Regions from separate parts of the Homo sapiens genome. Here all the other regions are linked to region 2. A link is a contact called in ENCODE Hi-C or POLR2A ChIA-PET data. All regions are on one chromosome and are shown on one strand. The core of a region is the stretch at or near the end of the contact, and the rest is flanking DNA. Distances in the headings are between cores, read along the strand shown.

The links. A loop is a pair of places that touch in the nucleus more often than their neighbours do. ChIA-PET counts read pairs that join two places held with the same protein, here RNA polymerase II (POLR2A). Pooled maps may share reads with other maps.
Region 1: a loop to region 2 is called in a map of B cell, with 27 times the contacts of the local background. The contact joins the promoter of NIPAL3 here to the promoter of RUNX3-AS1 in region 2. A Hi-C loop is called at or near these places in 1 of 168 maps with a recorded cell type or tissue (B cell), 2 of 37 single-sample maps with no recorded cell type and 7 of 50 pooled maps. POLR2A ChIA-PET finds 5 or more read pairs at or near these places in 1 of 52 experiments (activated CD4-positive, alpha-beta T cell).
Region 3: a loop to region 2 is called in a map with no recorded cell type, with 6 times the contacts of the local background. The contact joins the promoter of MAN1C1 here to the promoter of RUNX3-AS1 in region 2. A Hi-C loop is called at or near these places in 1 of 37 single-sample maps with no recorded cell type and 5 of 50 pooled maps. POLR2A ChIA-PET finds 5 or more read pairs at or near these places in 1 of 52 experiments (activated CD4-positive, alpha-beta T cell).
Region 4: a loop to region 2 is called in a map of naive thymus-derived CD4-positive, alpha-beta T cell, with 7 times the contacts of the local background. The contact joins the enhancer-like site here to the promoter of RUNX3-AS1 in region 2. A Hi-C loop is called at or near these places in 1 of 168 maps with a recorded cell type or tissue (naive thymus-derived CD4-positive, alpha-beta T cell), 1 of 37 single-sample maps with no recorded cell type and 6 of 50 pooled maps. POLR2A ChIA-PET finds 5 or more read pairs at or near these places in 1 of 52 experiments (H1).

Annotation. Positions count from the first base shown.
Region 1 is chr1:24,413,924-24,417,209 of GRCh38, forward strand. NIPAL3 (NIPA like domain containing 3) reads left to right here and starts at 1,879. Exons shown (of 12, transcript NM_020448.5): 1 at 1,879-1,981. It also overlaps a transcript of STPG1 not described here.
Region 2 is chr1:24,928,460-24,932,019 of GRCh38, forward strand. It overlaps RUNX3-AS1 (RUNX3 antisense RNA 1), which reads left to right and starts at 1,998. Exons shown (of 4, transcript NR_183341.1): 1 at 1,998-3,560. It overlaps RUNX3 (RUNX family transcription factor 3), which reads right to left and starts at 1,817. Exons shown (of 5, transcript NM_004350.3): 1 at 1,128-1,817. The coding sequence starts at 1,409. RefSeq lists enhancers at 23-757, 406-585, 758-1,491, 2,931-3,520 and silencers at 1,056-1,495, 1,696-2,165.
Region 3 is chr1:25,614,811-25,618,424 of GRCh38, forward strand. It overlaps MAN1C1 (mannosidase alpha class 1C member 1), which reads left to right and starts at 1,981. Exons shown (of 12, transcript NM_020379.4): 1 at 1,981-3,527. The coding sequence starts at 2,988. RefSeq lists an enhancer at 1,247-1,416 and silencers at 1,607-1,896, 1,917-2,206.
Region 4 is chr1:25,674,955-25,678,396 of GRCh38, forward strand. All of the region lies in intron 1 of MAN1C1 (mannosidase alpha class 1C member 1), which reads left to right. Among named protein-coding and RNA genes, the nearest start is that of MAN1C1, 60 kb to the left of the region's middle. RefSeq lists a silencer at 1,290-1,359 and an enhancer at 1,440-1,489. Within about 2 kb of position 1,722, at least 4 of the 41 ENCODE cell types and tissues checked have a DNase peak (open chromatin) inside an H3K27ac peak, as active enhancers do.

The DNA.
Region 1 (3,286 bases), core at 629-3,128, 510 kb before region 2:
AAGAGGTTTATCTAGGCCATGCTTCAAAAATCTTGTGATAAACCAAAAGCCTCAGAATTTTGCTCACTCAAAAATCCTGCTTCAAGGAATATACCTAAAAGAATTAACATTCATCCAAGCCCTGTTTCTTTTTTTTTTGAGACAGAGTCTCGCTTTGTCGAGCAGGCTGTAGTGCAGTGGCGCAATCTTGGCTCACTGCAACCTCCGCCCTCCAGGTTCAAGCGATGCTCCTGCTTCAGCCTCCTGAGTAGCTGGGATTACCGGCGCTCGCCACCACGCCAGGCTATTCTTTTTGTATTTTTAGTAGAGACAGGGTTTCACCACGTTGGCCAGGCTGGTCTCGAACTCCTGACCTCAGGTGATCCACCCGCCTCGGCCTCCCAAAGTGTTGGGATTACAGGCGTGAGCCACCACGCCCGGCCCCAAGCCCTGTTTCTAACAGAAGAAAAAAAAAAAAATTGACATGGGCGACTATACAAGGGCAGCCACTTAGTATTCCAGGAGCCCCTCTTCACACGCTTCAGGGCAGGGCGGTCTCAGCGACCTTGTCACTCCCCTGCTTAAAGTCCTCCAATGGCTCGCCTTTAAATTTAGGGTGAAATCCAAGCTTTTTTTTTTTTTTTTTTTTTTTTGACAGGGTCTTGCTCTGTCGCCCAGCTGGAGTGCAGTGGCGCGATCTCGACTCGCTGCAACCTCCGCCTCCCGAGTTCAAGCGATCCTCCCGCCTCAGCCTCCTGAGTAGCTGGGACCACGGGCGCTCGCCACCACGCCCGGCTAATTTTTAAATTTTTTTGTAGAGATGGGGTCCCACTATATTGTCCAGGCTGGTCTCAAACTCCTGGGCTTAAGTGATCCTCCTGGCCTCCCAAAGTCCTGAGATTACAGGTGTGAGCCACCGCGCCGGCCCCCAAATATGTTATTTATAAACTGTCCCTGGCCCGTCCCTCAGATCGCAGGCCCAACCACGCCCCCAGAAAAATCTCTCACCAGCCCTGCTGGCCTTCGGGCAGTTTCTACAATGCACCAACTCGTTCCTCTCCCATGTTCCCAAGGAGCTTTCTCTGCCCCACGATCTGAGACTAGAACTGCCTCTTTCTCATTGTTGATGTCTAGGCCCAAATGACATTTCTTCATACGTAAAACGGGCTTCAAGTCTCACTCATGGCTGTGACGATCTGAAAGCAAATGCGTGTATATGACAACGTGTGAGCGATGAGAAGCTTGTCATCTGTAAAACTCCATGCGCATGTTAATTATCATGGCCGTGATAATTATGTACATTATAGAAACATTAACCAAGCGCTGGGCTCGTTTCAGGACCTTCAGTATTGCTGGGAGGCTTGGTATCCGACAGGTGTTCCAGGAGGGCAGGAAAGGAGAGATATGTTTGGTCCCAAGTCTCGCGAGGGCTCTGGGGAGCGCTGGGTCTTCAAGGACGTTTTGGATTTGAATACTTGGTGAGAGCGTCGGGTAGGGGAACAGCAGGAGCAAAGCCCGGAAGGTGGCTATGAGGATAAGAAGGGAGGACACCTGGCAGGCTGCTAAAACCAGGCCCACCTGCCGGGCAGGTGGAGGCGAGCAACCACCTAAGCTCTCTGGGACAGCGGGAGAGGGGGCAGGGGAGTCGCCGCACCATTCTTCCTGTGGCCGCTAGGGGGTCCCCGCTCCAGGTGAGCGCCAAGCTCTAGCCCCAGGTCGCTCCCTTATGCTTCAAGCAAGCTTTGCAGCGCAGCCAATTGCCAGGGGCTGTCCCGCCTACTCCCCGTCCTCGCAGCCACTTGCCTGCGCGAAATGCCTGCCAACTTCTGACTGGCAGGCAGTCTGGCAAATCAAATCGCGACCTTTGAAAGCAAAACACTGCAGCATCTTGGCAGCTCTGAATTGGGAAGGGATGAAGGAGGCTGTGCCTCCGGGTTGCACGAAGAGTCCGAGTCATTTCTCAGAAGGTTTTGATAGGTGGGCCTTAGAGGAGACGCCGCCGGTGAGTAGTGATTAACACCGGGAGGAAGGGGAATTGAATTTAACCTTCGTTTTTTTCTGGAAAAAGCGAAGTCACCTAACGTCCCCTAGTGTACATACCCTTCCTTCTTACTGTCACCAGCCTCGCCAACCTGGGTCCCGTTGCCTTGGAATGTTCTTTCCAGTTTTGCATCGAGGCCAAGAGGAGCGGGGGCATGGGCTACCTTACTAAAGGTGATGCCAGGCTCTACCAAACCAGGAAGTGACATGGAGTTAACTTTGCCAGAATTTCTCCTCTTCGTGCCGAGCGGCTCGGGCTTCCTGGCGGCAGCAGATGGTGGAGTTAGCAGGTGGGATGAGGGGAGGCGTTCTTGGTCTAAGCCCGCTTCTGGAACAGAGGTGCTGTCTCCTCGAGTTGTAAGTTTCCAGCTCAGTGGGACGGGACGGAAGAATGTAACCTTCTCGTGAGCCAAAGCCGAGGAACGGGAAGCTTGGCAGGGAACTGGCGCTCACCTCCAGAAGCCAGATCGTCGGGTGGTGGGAAAGAGCGTGTTTTATTGATTTGTTCAGAAAGAGGCAAATTCGAATACAGACGCTATGAGCCACGGCTGTCTCATTTGTAAAACGTGCTCTGTGGGATTGGTGAAATCCGTCATCGAGATAAACGGGGTGGGAATGGAAGCAGAGCACCTAGTGAATTCTCATTCCTTCCTTGGGTCAGTGACCACGTGCTCTAATTGTGGGGTGGTTGACAACGCAGAGGTGACTGCTTGCCTCTCGGGCATATGTAGGTCCTGAAGAAATGCTTCGAAATCAGGAAAAGAGAGTCACCAGGTGAAAAGTATGTGTCTTATAAGGGAGTACAGCTTGCAAAGGGTTCCTCCAGGCTTTCAGTCCGGACTCCCACCCAGCTGAGGGAGAGCCTTCAATCTTTGCAGGCGATGCTTCAGAGGCCTGCGAGTTCCTGAGGCAGAGAGGGAAGCTGCTTTTTAAAAGAAAAATTAAACCACAGCAATGCCAACCACCACAAACAAAAGCAAAACCAGAAAAGCACTTGGGCAAACTACTCTGAAGGATGTTAGGAGGCCTGGGTTCCCACCACTCCCTTGATTGACATGTCGCTAAGGTCTGTTGGCTTTCTCTGACCTCCTGTGGGTGGGGCTGAGTATATCTGCTTGTTGAAGCTCTGGAGTTGTGGTTGATTAGGCCTTAGAAAGGCATTCTTGACTGCGAAGGGGCCACAGTGCACCCAGTGCTTAACCAGCCTGCATTTAGTCAGTCGGTTGGTATGTATACAAGTCACTGTCAGGCTCTGGGCTAGATCTCA
Region 2 (3,560 bases), core at 748-3,247:
GAAAAAGAATCAGACTTTAAACAGAGTCACAACTATTTAAACGTGGCCGCCGCGTGCAGGGACTGGGGATCCATATGGTAAAAATTTCAAGGAGAAAATGTTTGGGATCTGATTAAGAAGACCAGATTTCCTGTCAACATCCTGTCTTCTTTTAATTTCAAAGACTCCTTTTAAGCTCCAAGTGACAGTAAAACCTCCGATCTGACGATTAAAGTCACACGGGCCTCCCGCCCCTCCCGGCGAGATTTCCCCCACTGGTATTTTAAGATGTCACCCGGGAGACCTCAAAGAGCCACTCTTCCTTTTTTTCCCATTTAGAGTCGTCTTAATGGGAGCAGGGACGGCCTCAGCTTCCAGCCACCTCGGGCAGCACCACCCCCAGCCGCCGGCCCTTCCTGCCCTGCCCTTTTCTCACGGCAGCTGTGAGAGGTTTAGGGGAAAACCGAGGCGTTTTCGTTTCATCTCGCTGCCCCCTTAAAAAAATGAAAATGAAACAGTCGCCTACTCCCTGGCATAAAGAAAAAGGTCCTCTAAATGGCTGGGGGCTGCCAGGGTTAGGGGTCCCCCAATCTCAACTCGCCATTCGGGACGCATAATATCCCCGAGCAAACGTCTGGAGAGCAGTGCCCCGATCCCGGCCTAGCGCCGTCCGGTAAAATTTCGGAAGCCCGAGGGTGTGAGCAGGAAGCTTTTGCGAAGCGGCGCGGGAGGAGGGGTGCTGGAGGCGGAGGGTAGGCCCTTTCACCGTTCGCACCCCACCCGCGGTGTCCTTGCCCCTGTCCCGGGATCCTCTTCTCCGTTACCCGCAGGGCTGTATCTGAGCGATCCGGGTTAGGGGGGCGCAAAACCCCATCCGCCCATTTCCGCACCAACGTCTCTACGCAAGGCGCCCCAAAACCCAGGTGGAGCGGGGCAACCCCGTTAAAAGTCATTCCTGCAGGGCGCATCCAAAACGGAACGCCGAGGTCCCGGAGCCGAGCGCGCAGCCAGACTGAACCGGGTGCCCGGGTGTCGCCGCGGCGTCTCGGGCACCTCCCATCCCCACTGCTCCCGAGGCTCTGGCTCCCGCAGCTCAGACGCCCGGAGCCCCAGGGCCGGCGCCCTCCCGCCCCGGGTCCCGCACTCACCTTGAAGGCGACGGGCAGCGTCTTGTTGCAGCGCCAGTGCGAGGGCAGCACGGAGCAGAGGAAGTTGGGGCTGTCGGTGCGCACGAGCTCGCCTGCGTGGTCCGCCAGCACGTCCACCATCGAGCGCACCTCGGGCCGGGCGCGCCCTCCGGGCCCCACGGCCGCCTGCGCGCTCAGCGCGCCGCTGTTCTCGCCCATCTTGCCGCCGCCGCCGCCGCAGGGGAAGGCCGGGGAGGGAGGTGTGAAGCGGCGGCTGGTGCTTGGGTCTACGGGAATACGCATAACAGCGGCCGTCAGGGCGCCGGGCAGGCGGAGACGGCGCGGCTTCCCCCGGGGGCGGCCGGCGCGGGCGCCTCCTCGGCCGCCGCTGCCGCGAGAAGCGGGAAAGCAGAAGCGGCGGGGCCCGGGCCTCAGGGCGCAGGGGGCGGCGCCCGGCCACTACTCGCCAGGGCCCGCCCGCTGCGAGGCCTCGCTGGCCCGACGGCCGCCCGCAGCCTGCCCGGCTAGTCCCGCATCCTCGGCGCGCGGCCCCGCGTGCGGCCGCCCCTCGTGGCTGTCCCGGCTGCCTGGGCCGCGGCGGGGCCCGCGCGGGGCTGTGCCGCTGCCGCCGCCTCCCGCCCCGAAGCTCGCCCGCGGCCGCCCCGACTCCGCGGCCGCAGCCCCAGAACAAATCCTCCAGAATCAAGTGGCGGGGCCGCGGCCGCCCGCGCGGGGTTAGTACCCCCGGGGCCCGCGGGGCGGGGCTGGCGGAGCGACGCGTCGCACAGCCAATCGGCGGAGCCCCCATCGCGGGCACCTCGGTGGCGTTCGCGGGGAGGAACGGGGCCTGCCGGAGGCCGCCCAACGGGGAGGGGCGGAAGGCGCCACCCCGCGGAGGAGGCCCCAGTGCCACAGCCCAGGGCCCCCGAGAGCTCTGGGAGCCCGGGGCAAATGCTAGAAATTTGCTTAGAACGTCCGGGTCCCACGGAAGGCGCCCTTGCCGCCCTCTCTCGGGTCGTAGCTCCCTGACGCTGGGGCGCAACCCCTTCGCTCCTCCTCCCCGCTGGCCGCGGCCGGGCTTCCCCAGCTCTTGCTGCTTCGGGCCTGTGACTTCTGCAACCCCGGGCTGGGGGCCGCGGGGTCTCAGGGCCGGTGACGCCGCACTGGGAGCCGCCCCAAAGAGGTTACTCACCTCCCTCGTCCCGCACATTATTCTGACCCAAGAGCCTCCACCCCACACGGGATTTTGCGCGTCGTCCACGCCCGGCCGGCGGCCTTTGCTGCTCCCAGCCCTGCGCGGCTTTGGTCCCAGCCTCGGTGGCCCCTGTGCCAAACCGGGGACAGGCGGAAGGGAGTCTCCTAGGGACCCTAAGTAGCCTGGGGCCAACAACCCCTTTCCTCTCTGCTCTCCCCTCAAAACAAGTTTCAGGATCTTGCAGGCCTCGCGGCGTCGTTCTTCGTTGTGGCGGCCTGTGGCTCTTTGAAAAACACGACGAGGCCTGCAAAATGCGTTTTTCTTTTTTTCCTTTACGCATGTAACCACGGTCCTGCATCGTGAAACGGTACGCGCGTCGGTGGCAAAAGAAAAACAGCAGTGGCTGCAAAGCTAAGGGCCCTCGCTTTCAGAGGAGAGAATTTTCTTTCTCCATGCGGGTGGAAAGTGGCCTCTGCGGGTCCAACCCCACTTCTTCTTGGGCCCGTGCGCTCCGGCTGCGCCGCAGGGACCGCGGACAGCTTCGCCAAGGCACTGCCTGCCCGCCCGGCTCCGGGTCCCCGCTCCCACTCCCAGCCGCGTGGCCCAACCTCTCCTGGGCTTCACTGCAAATCACCCCTTCCTCTCCCGCCTCCTAAGTCTGTCGAGCAGACCTAGGGGCCGGCTACAGTTGGGAGGGCAACGGGAAAGATCAAGCCACAATCATTCCGAATTATCGCCCCAGACACCTCCCTAGACTCTGGGGAACGAACGCGTGCTGAGCCTCCCCGCCGCTTTGGAGACGGGGCTAGATTTTCGTTGCCTCCGGCTCTCGACAGGTGCAAAACAATGAATTCCAAGCCTCGGAAGCAAAGAAGCTTAGGATCCGACGGTGGCCGCAAGATCTCATCATGGATCTGACCCCTGCTCAGCGCGCGCCATTTCGTCGTTGCCAAACGAAATCAAGCCCCGCGTGCGCTCCAGGGGCGAAGGACTCTGGACTCACCCCGACCACCGGGAGAGCTGGCCCCTACCCACCTCGGGACCTCACAGCACGCCCTCAGGCCGTGTCGAAAGGAAGGACGGCAAAGGTCCCTTACTGAACCTTTTAAGAGAGCCTGCGCCTGGCAGTTGTCGATTGCGGACCCAGGCCCGCGCGCCCTCGGACGCGCTGGCACGAGCAGCAGAACTAGAGGAAAGCGAGTGATCCAGCCTGGGCGCTCCCACCTCCGGGAACGTCTCCGAGAAGGCGCAGCGCGTCG
Region 3 (3,614 bases), core at 731-3,230, 690 kb after region 2:
GTCAGAGTGTCACATCACAGTGAGCATCTAGTTCAAACAGACATTTCCTTCTGAGATTCAGCTCTGCTCTTCTCCCTTTCTGGATCCTACCTTCACAGGGGACTGAACAGTGATTCCCCTACACTCTCAATGAGGAACAACACAGATGATGACTCTAATGAATGCTGGGTCCCTGCCTGGTTCTCCAAAGACAAGGTTGCCCTTTCCTGCAGTGGGACCCAGTGAGGCGATGCTTGGGTGTTGGAGACATGGGTGAGGCCAGGCCAGGTCTCTGGGCTCCTGCACCCAAATGGGTCACATGCTTATCTCTGATTTGCACAGCTGGCTCCACATCAACCTGCCAACGAAACTCACAAGAGATTGAAATATCTGAATTAGAATTTTATATTTAAGCTGCATATATTTGTGGGATTGGGAAGGATTAGTCATCTCCAGTGACCAAAATGTTTGCACCTGTTACCCACTTTCATTTTCAGTTGAGAGAAAGTTGCATGCCAGGGATATTTAAACATCGAGGGTGGGTCTGCTGTCAGTGGTCTGGCCAGAGGTAGAAGGATGACTGAGTCCCAGCCGCCCATCCCCAGCAGGCCTCAGGGAAGAAGCAAGATTTACGAGGCGAGAGCCTGCCTGGCCCGCTTCTTCTGTCGGGAAAGGCTTCCCTGCAGTATTTTCTGTCTCGTCAACACTGCATTTCATTTTAAATTGCAGCTGAAAGTAGATATTTTCCCTCTTGCCTATTACAAACCTCTTAATTTGTCTCTCCCTCTGCTGTTATTTGTCTCTATAAAGTGTTTTGCATGAAAGACCCACACAGCACAATGTTGCTTCACCCTGGGTTAGGTTTAACAGGAAGGGAAGATGCAGAGACTAAGTCCAAGGAGGAAGATGTGAGGGCCTTGGGGTTGAGGACACGCGTGTCTGGGAGTTGATGCCTGGCTGTTTTTGGAGGTTATCTGTTGCCTGAGTGTCTGTGGGTATGCGGGTGCACATGTCCATGTTTGTACTAATTTACATATATGTCTATGCATACTGTGGTATAATCACTTGGGTGTCCATACCCAAATTAAGTGTATGTTTGAGTGCATGTACACACCCACATGCCAGTCTCTGTGTGCATATAGATCTATGCCCAGACGCACACATGTGCATATAAACACACGTAGGCATCAAGGTAGACGTCCGTCACATTATGTGTGTGGTCTTCTGTAGACACGCCCGGGGCTCTCTTCCTTTCGCTGCTTCTCAAGGCTGCGGTCAGCCTCCCTCCGTGCTCCACCCAGGAGCCCTGGCCCCGTTTAGGGTTGTGGGAAAAGGAAGGCACGCCAGTGGTCTGCGAGGGGGCCAGTGGAAACATCACCTCCGCCGACCCGGCCGCGGTCACAGCTCTCTGGCTTGGCTCCAGCCACCAGCAGCACCCCTGCAGCCCGGCGTTAGCGCTGAGAAGCCCGGGGCAGCCGCCAGGGCGCGGGCTGCCAGCTCCCTGACAACCCCGGGCTGGCACTCGGGGGCGAGAGAGGTCACCCAGCGACGGGCACACCCCTCCAGAGCAACACCGTCTCCGGCCCGCTTCCGGGGGCCACCAACCCGAGCCTCGCGGGCGGGCTGGGGGGTGGTCTCTGTCGCTTGGGGTCCAGCGAAGGCTGGGCAGTAACCAATGGACGACTGTGGCCCAACGGGGATCCCTCGGATGCAGCCAATGCCCTCGTTGCGCTCTCCGCCCCCGCCCTCGCCTGCCCCGCGCCGCTGGACCATTGGCGCCCGCTGGATGGGGGGTGCGCGCGACGCCTGCCCTTCGGGGAGGGCGGGGCTTGGAGCGGGCTGCGCTCCCGCCCGCGCTCGGCCTCTGCCCCGCCCCCGGACGCGCGGCCCTCAGCCGGCTGCGGCGCGGCGGCGGCGGGAGGGGGCGCGGGGCGCGCGCGTGGGCGTGGCCGGCGGGCGTGGCCGGCGGGCGGCAGGAGGCGGGGCGGCGGGCGCTGTCGCAGTGAAAGCCCGAGCGGCGGCGGCGGCGGGGACGGCGGTGGAGGCGGCCGGGTGGCTGTGCGCGCGTGTGGGGCGCAGGCTCGGCGGCAGCGGCCGGTCTGGAGCGGCCGCTGCGAGGAAGACAGCTGCAGCGGGGGAGGCGCGGCCAGGGCTGCGCGCTCCGCGGAGCCGGCGGGGCCGGGAACAGGTGATCCCAGTGGGAGCCCCGCGCCCTGCCGAGTTCGAGGGGCGGGAGCCCGCGCTCCCGGGCGCATCTGCAGCCGCCCAGCCGCGGCTCCGGACCCAGGCATCCCTGCGCTGTCTGGGGCCCGGGGGAAGCCCCCTGCCCCCGCAGGCTCGGAAGTGCCTGCTCCTGCTCCCTGGCCACTCCGGCTCCCAGCTCCCGGCGCCCTCTCCGCGGCGGAGAAAGTTGTGGACGTGTCCCGATAGTCGAGCCCGGGCGCTGTCGCGACCGGGCCGGGTGTGCGCGCGCTCGGGGCGGCGCTGACACGCCAGCCCCCCATCGCCTCGGTCCCCTCCGGAAACTGCTTCTGAAGCTGAAACTTTGGGCGCCTACCAGCGCGGGCGGGAGCCTAGGGGGCGGAGGGCGGCTTGGTGCGGGCCTGCGGGCGCCCCTCGGCGCGGACAGCCGGGACGCCGCGGACGGCATGTGACGGTCCCGGCGGCCGCAGCGCGGGAAGGCGCGGGCCCCGGCGCGGCGGGGAGGGCTCGGCCGGAGGGGAGGCTGCGGCGCGCGGCCGGTCGCTGCGGGCCCGGGCCCCAAGCCGTGCCGCTCCGCTCGCCCGGGCCCCGCCGAGGCCGCTGCGCCCCCGCCTCCTCGCGGGAGGACTCGCTCCAAACTCCCTGAACTTCGGGGACAGTCCCCCGAAGCGGCGAAACTCTCAGGGTTGGCAACCCTGCCCAGGGACCCCCATCCCGGGCGGCGCTCCGGACGCCCTCCCCTCACCGCGCCCCCGCAGACACGTGCCTGGACTCCGAGGGCTTCTGGAGCCACCGGCCGGGCCACGATGCTCATGAGGAAAGTGCCCGGCTTCGTCCCGGCCTCCCCGTGGGGGCTGCGGCTGCCGCAGAAGTTCCTCTTCCTCCTCTTCCTCTCGGGCCTGGTCACCCTGTGCTTCGGGGCCCTCTTCCTGCTGCCCCACTCCTCTCGCCTCAAGCGCCTCTTCCTGGCCCCCCGGACCCAGCAGCCTGGTCTGGAAGTGGTGGCTGAAATCGCCGGCCATGCCCCGGCCCGCGAGCAGGAGCCGCCTCCCAACCCGGCCCCCGCCGCGCCGGCCCCGGGCGAGGATGACCCCAGCAGCTGGGCCAGTCCCCGCCGCAGGAAAGGGGGGCTGCGGCGCACCCGCCCCACTGGACCCCGCGAGGAGGCCACGGCGGCCCGGGGCAATAGCATCCCGGCCTCCAGGCCCGGGGACGAGGGCGTCCCTTTCCGCTTTGACTTCAACGCATTCCGGAGCCGTCTCCGCCACCCGGTCCTGGGAACGAGGGCCGATGAGAGTCAGGAGCCCCAGAGCCAAGTGCGAGCCCAGCGGGAGAAAATCAAGGAGGTATGGACTCAGCCCCCAAACTCCTCCCACCAACTGCCCCCTCTAAGGAGAGAAGACCCTCTGGCGCTCCCACCCCTTTCCCTTGCC
Region 4 (3,442 bases), core at 472-2,971, 750 kb after region 2:
GGGAGTGGTTTGGATTAGGGTGGTGCTCATGGTGGTGGTACAAAGAGAAGTGGATGGAGAGATACTTCTCTTTTAGTGGATACGTTAATAGGATAGCAGTATCCTGTGGCTGCTTTTTATTGATTGATTGATTCATTTTATTTCAGTAGTTTTTGGGGTACAGGTAGTTTTTGGTTACATAGATAAGTTCTTTAGTGGTGATTTCTGAGATTTTCGTGCACCTGTCACCTGAGCAGTTTATACTGTACCCAATATGTAGACTTTTATCCCTCAACCCCTGCAGTCTTTCCCCCAACTCTGAGTCCCCAAAGTCCATTATATCATTCTTATGCCTTTGTGTCCTCATAGCTTAGCTTCCACTTATAAGTGAGAATATACAATATTTAGTTTTCCAATCCTGAGTTACTTCACTTAGAATAAGAGCCTTCAGCTCCTTCTAAGTTGCTGCAAAGGACATTATTTCATTCCTTTCTATGGCTGAGTAGTATTCCATGGTGTATATATGCCACATTTTCTTTATCCACTCATTGGTCGATGGGCACTTGGGTTGGTTTCGTATCTTTGCAATTGCAAATTGTGCTGCTATAAATGTGTATGCAAGTGTCTTTTTCATATAATGACTTATTTTGCGGGGGGGGGGGGAGGTGGTTACCCAGTGTGGGATTGCTGGATCAAATGATAGTTCTACTTTTAGTTCTTTAAGGAATCTCCATACTGTTTTCCATAGTGGTTGTACTAACTTATATTCCCACCAGCAGTGTAAAAGTGTTCACTTTTCACCACATCCATGCCATGGCTGCTTTTTATTGAGCACATATTATATACGAGCCATTGTGCTCAACACTTTACATCTGTTATTTACTCTTAGGGTTATTCTAAGGATTAAGTATTTCTGTCCTTTTACAGATGAGGAAACTGAGACTTACAGGGGTTAAGTCACTCACTCAAGGCCACACAGCCAGTAAGGTGGCAGAGCCCTAGAGCAGCCTCTCAAGCTTCAATGTGCGTTTGAATCACCTGGGGCTCTTGTTAAACTGCTGCTACAGATTCAGCAGGTGGGAGAGTGGAACTGAGGTACTCTGTTTCTGACGTGCCCCCTGGGTGGCCCTACTCCTGGTCCCTGGAGCACTTTGAGCAGCGAGAGTTTCTCTGCCTGTATGGCCCACACTCTCGACCCTGATGCCTTAGAAACAGCTGCAGACAGGATGCGATTCCTGAGACTGCTCAAACCTGAAACCCCATGGGCAGGATGTGGGTGAGCTGTCTGGACCTCAGGTGGGTGGGAGTTGTATCATATGCTCATTTCCCACATTGGCCTTTCAATAGCTTGAGTAAACCCGAAACTGAGAGGGTTGGAGGCAGCATCTCCCCTTCTACTCCCCCGCTTCACCTCCCCGGGCAACCAAACCCCACCCGTGCCCAGCTTCTGAGCGATAGACCTGGGCTGTGTATTTGCAGGAGCCTCACTGGGGTCACCAACCAGGTCATGTTGTGTTGCCCCAATAAATGGAACTGGATCAGAAAATCCAACGTGGATAGTTTTTAGGTGCCAAGCTGTCAGCTCTTCCCTTGGACTGTGCTGAAAGTGGAAGAGGAGAAAAAAATCAACCCAATGTTCTAAGCTCTCTGTCTACATAGTCATTAGATCCCAGGATCGTTAGAGACCAAATCCCTTCCCACTTGGCCCCTGCAAATGGGGCCAGGTGTCACTGCTGGGAGACGCCAGTAAGGCTGCACGTCATGGTGTGAGCACTTGTCTTTAATGACTGGGAAAATCCATTTCCTTCCTTGGCAGCTTTGAATGTAGCAACTGTGGTTCTGGGTCACTGCCAGAGCCAGCCTTGTGTGTATGTGTGTGATTTTTTAAAGTGGGGGAGAATGTCTCAATATTCAATGCTCACCCCCTTCCTTCCAAGTTGTACCCCCAGAGAACTGTCCAACACAAACTTTGGAGTTTTCCACTCTGGGAGTGGTCTGCTGGCACCCACGTGTCCTCCCCTCCTCTAATGCATCCTTTCTCTCTTGATCTCATTGTTCTGGGGTCCTCAGCTGAGTGGGCATCTGTGCCTGGGTGATCGATTCTAGTCTCTTTTCTGCAGGAGAGAACTCTTGAGCTCTGAGACAGGTAGAAAGAAAATCTTAAACCAAATAATAATGTTCTGCCTCACACTAGTAAATATTTTGCACTAAAAAATTCCGTGTCATTTTGATTTGTTCAGGTAGACAAGAACATCTTTTGTTTGAGGAAGAACTGAAGAGATTTCTTGGGATTCAGCTCCGATGGCTCTGCCTGTATCTCTCTATCATTGGAGCTTTGTTTTCCACCTTTGCAAGACTTGAGTGAAGGGAAGGCTTTGTGGTCTATTGTTAGGTGCTCTTTGAATCTATAAATCACAGGCTACAGGAAGGGAGGGGCTTCCAGAGACCATCTAGAGCCACCCTCTATCTCTAGCAGGGACACACACACACACACACACGTACACACACACAATGACTGCCTGTTGCGCGTTTCTAGAACCTAGTGGGGACAGGGGTACAGTTTCTTTTGGTGCATAGTTCTCATGTTGATTGGTTCCGACTGTCATGTTCTTGCACCTGTCCTGAGTATCTCTTGCTGTAGCTCTGGCCCTTTCCCCAGTCAGCTACTGCACTGCCCTGGCCCATGTTTCTTAGAGACATGGTTATCTCTGTGCTATTAGTGTCTGTGTCCTGGCCGAGGCAAGTCCCTTCCCTTTCTGAGTCTATATTCTTATAAAATGTGGCTTTGAGAATAGATGATGTTTCTGGTCTTAAAATTCTCTTTGACTCTGGAGTTCTGGATCTGTGCTTCTGTTTGATGTTGTTTCTCTTGCTGGGTGACCTTCTCTCTGACTCCCTGCTGTAAAGACCTCCTTTTTTTTTTTTTTTTTTTTTTTTTTTAATCAAAACCTAACTTGGTCCGACCTACCCCATGGCTGACCACCCAGGCACTTGCTTTTGACTTAAGGGTAGCACCATACGATGTCTTCTTTTTGTTTTTCATTTTAACAACCTGTATTTTTCACATCACAAAACCTTTCTAGATATTCACTGTAGAAAATTCAGAAAATATAGGTCAATAAGAAGAAAAAGATAGAAATCACTAAACTTCTATCAGACATAACCGCTGTTAAGAATTTGGTATATTTTCTTTCAGTCTTTTTTGTAAACACTCATACATAGGCCAGTGAATTTCATACTATGTAATTTTGTGTTCTGCCTTTCCACCTAATAATATATACTGAGCATTTTTGCCTATCATGAAACATTTGTAAACACAATTTTTAATACCTATTTACTACTTTACATCTCCTACTTTAGCCCTTGCATAATTATTTCCAAATGGAACAAATATCTGTCTTGTCCAGCCCACTGAACTGGCCAAATCAAATGAGATAAAATATGCAAAGAGCTGCACAAATAT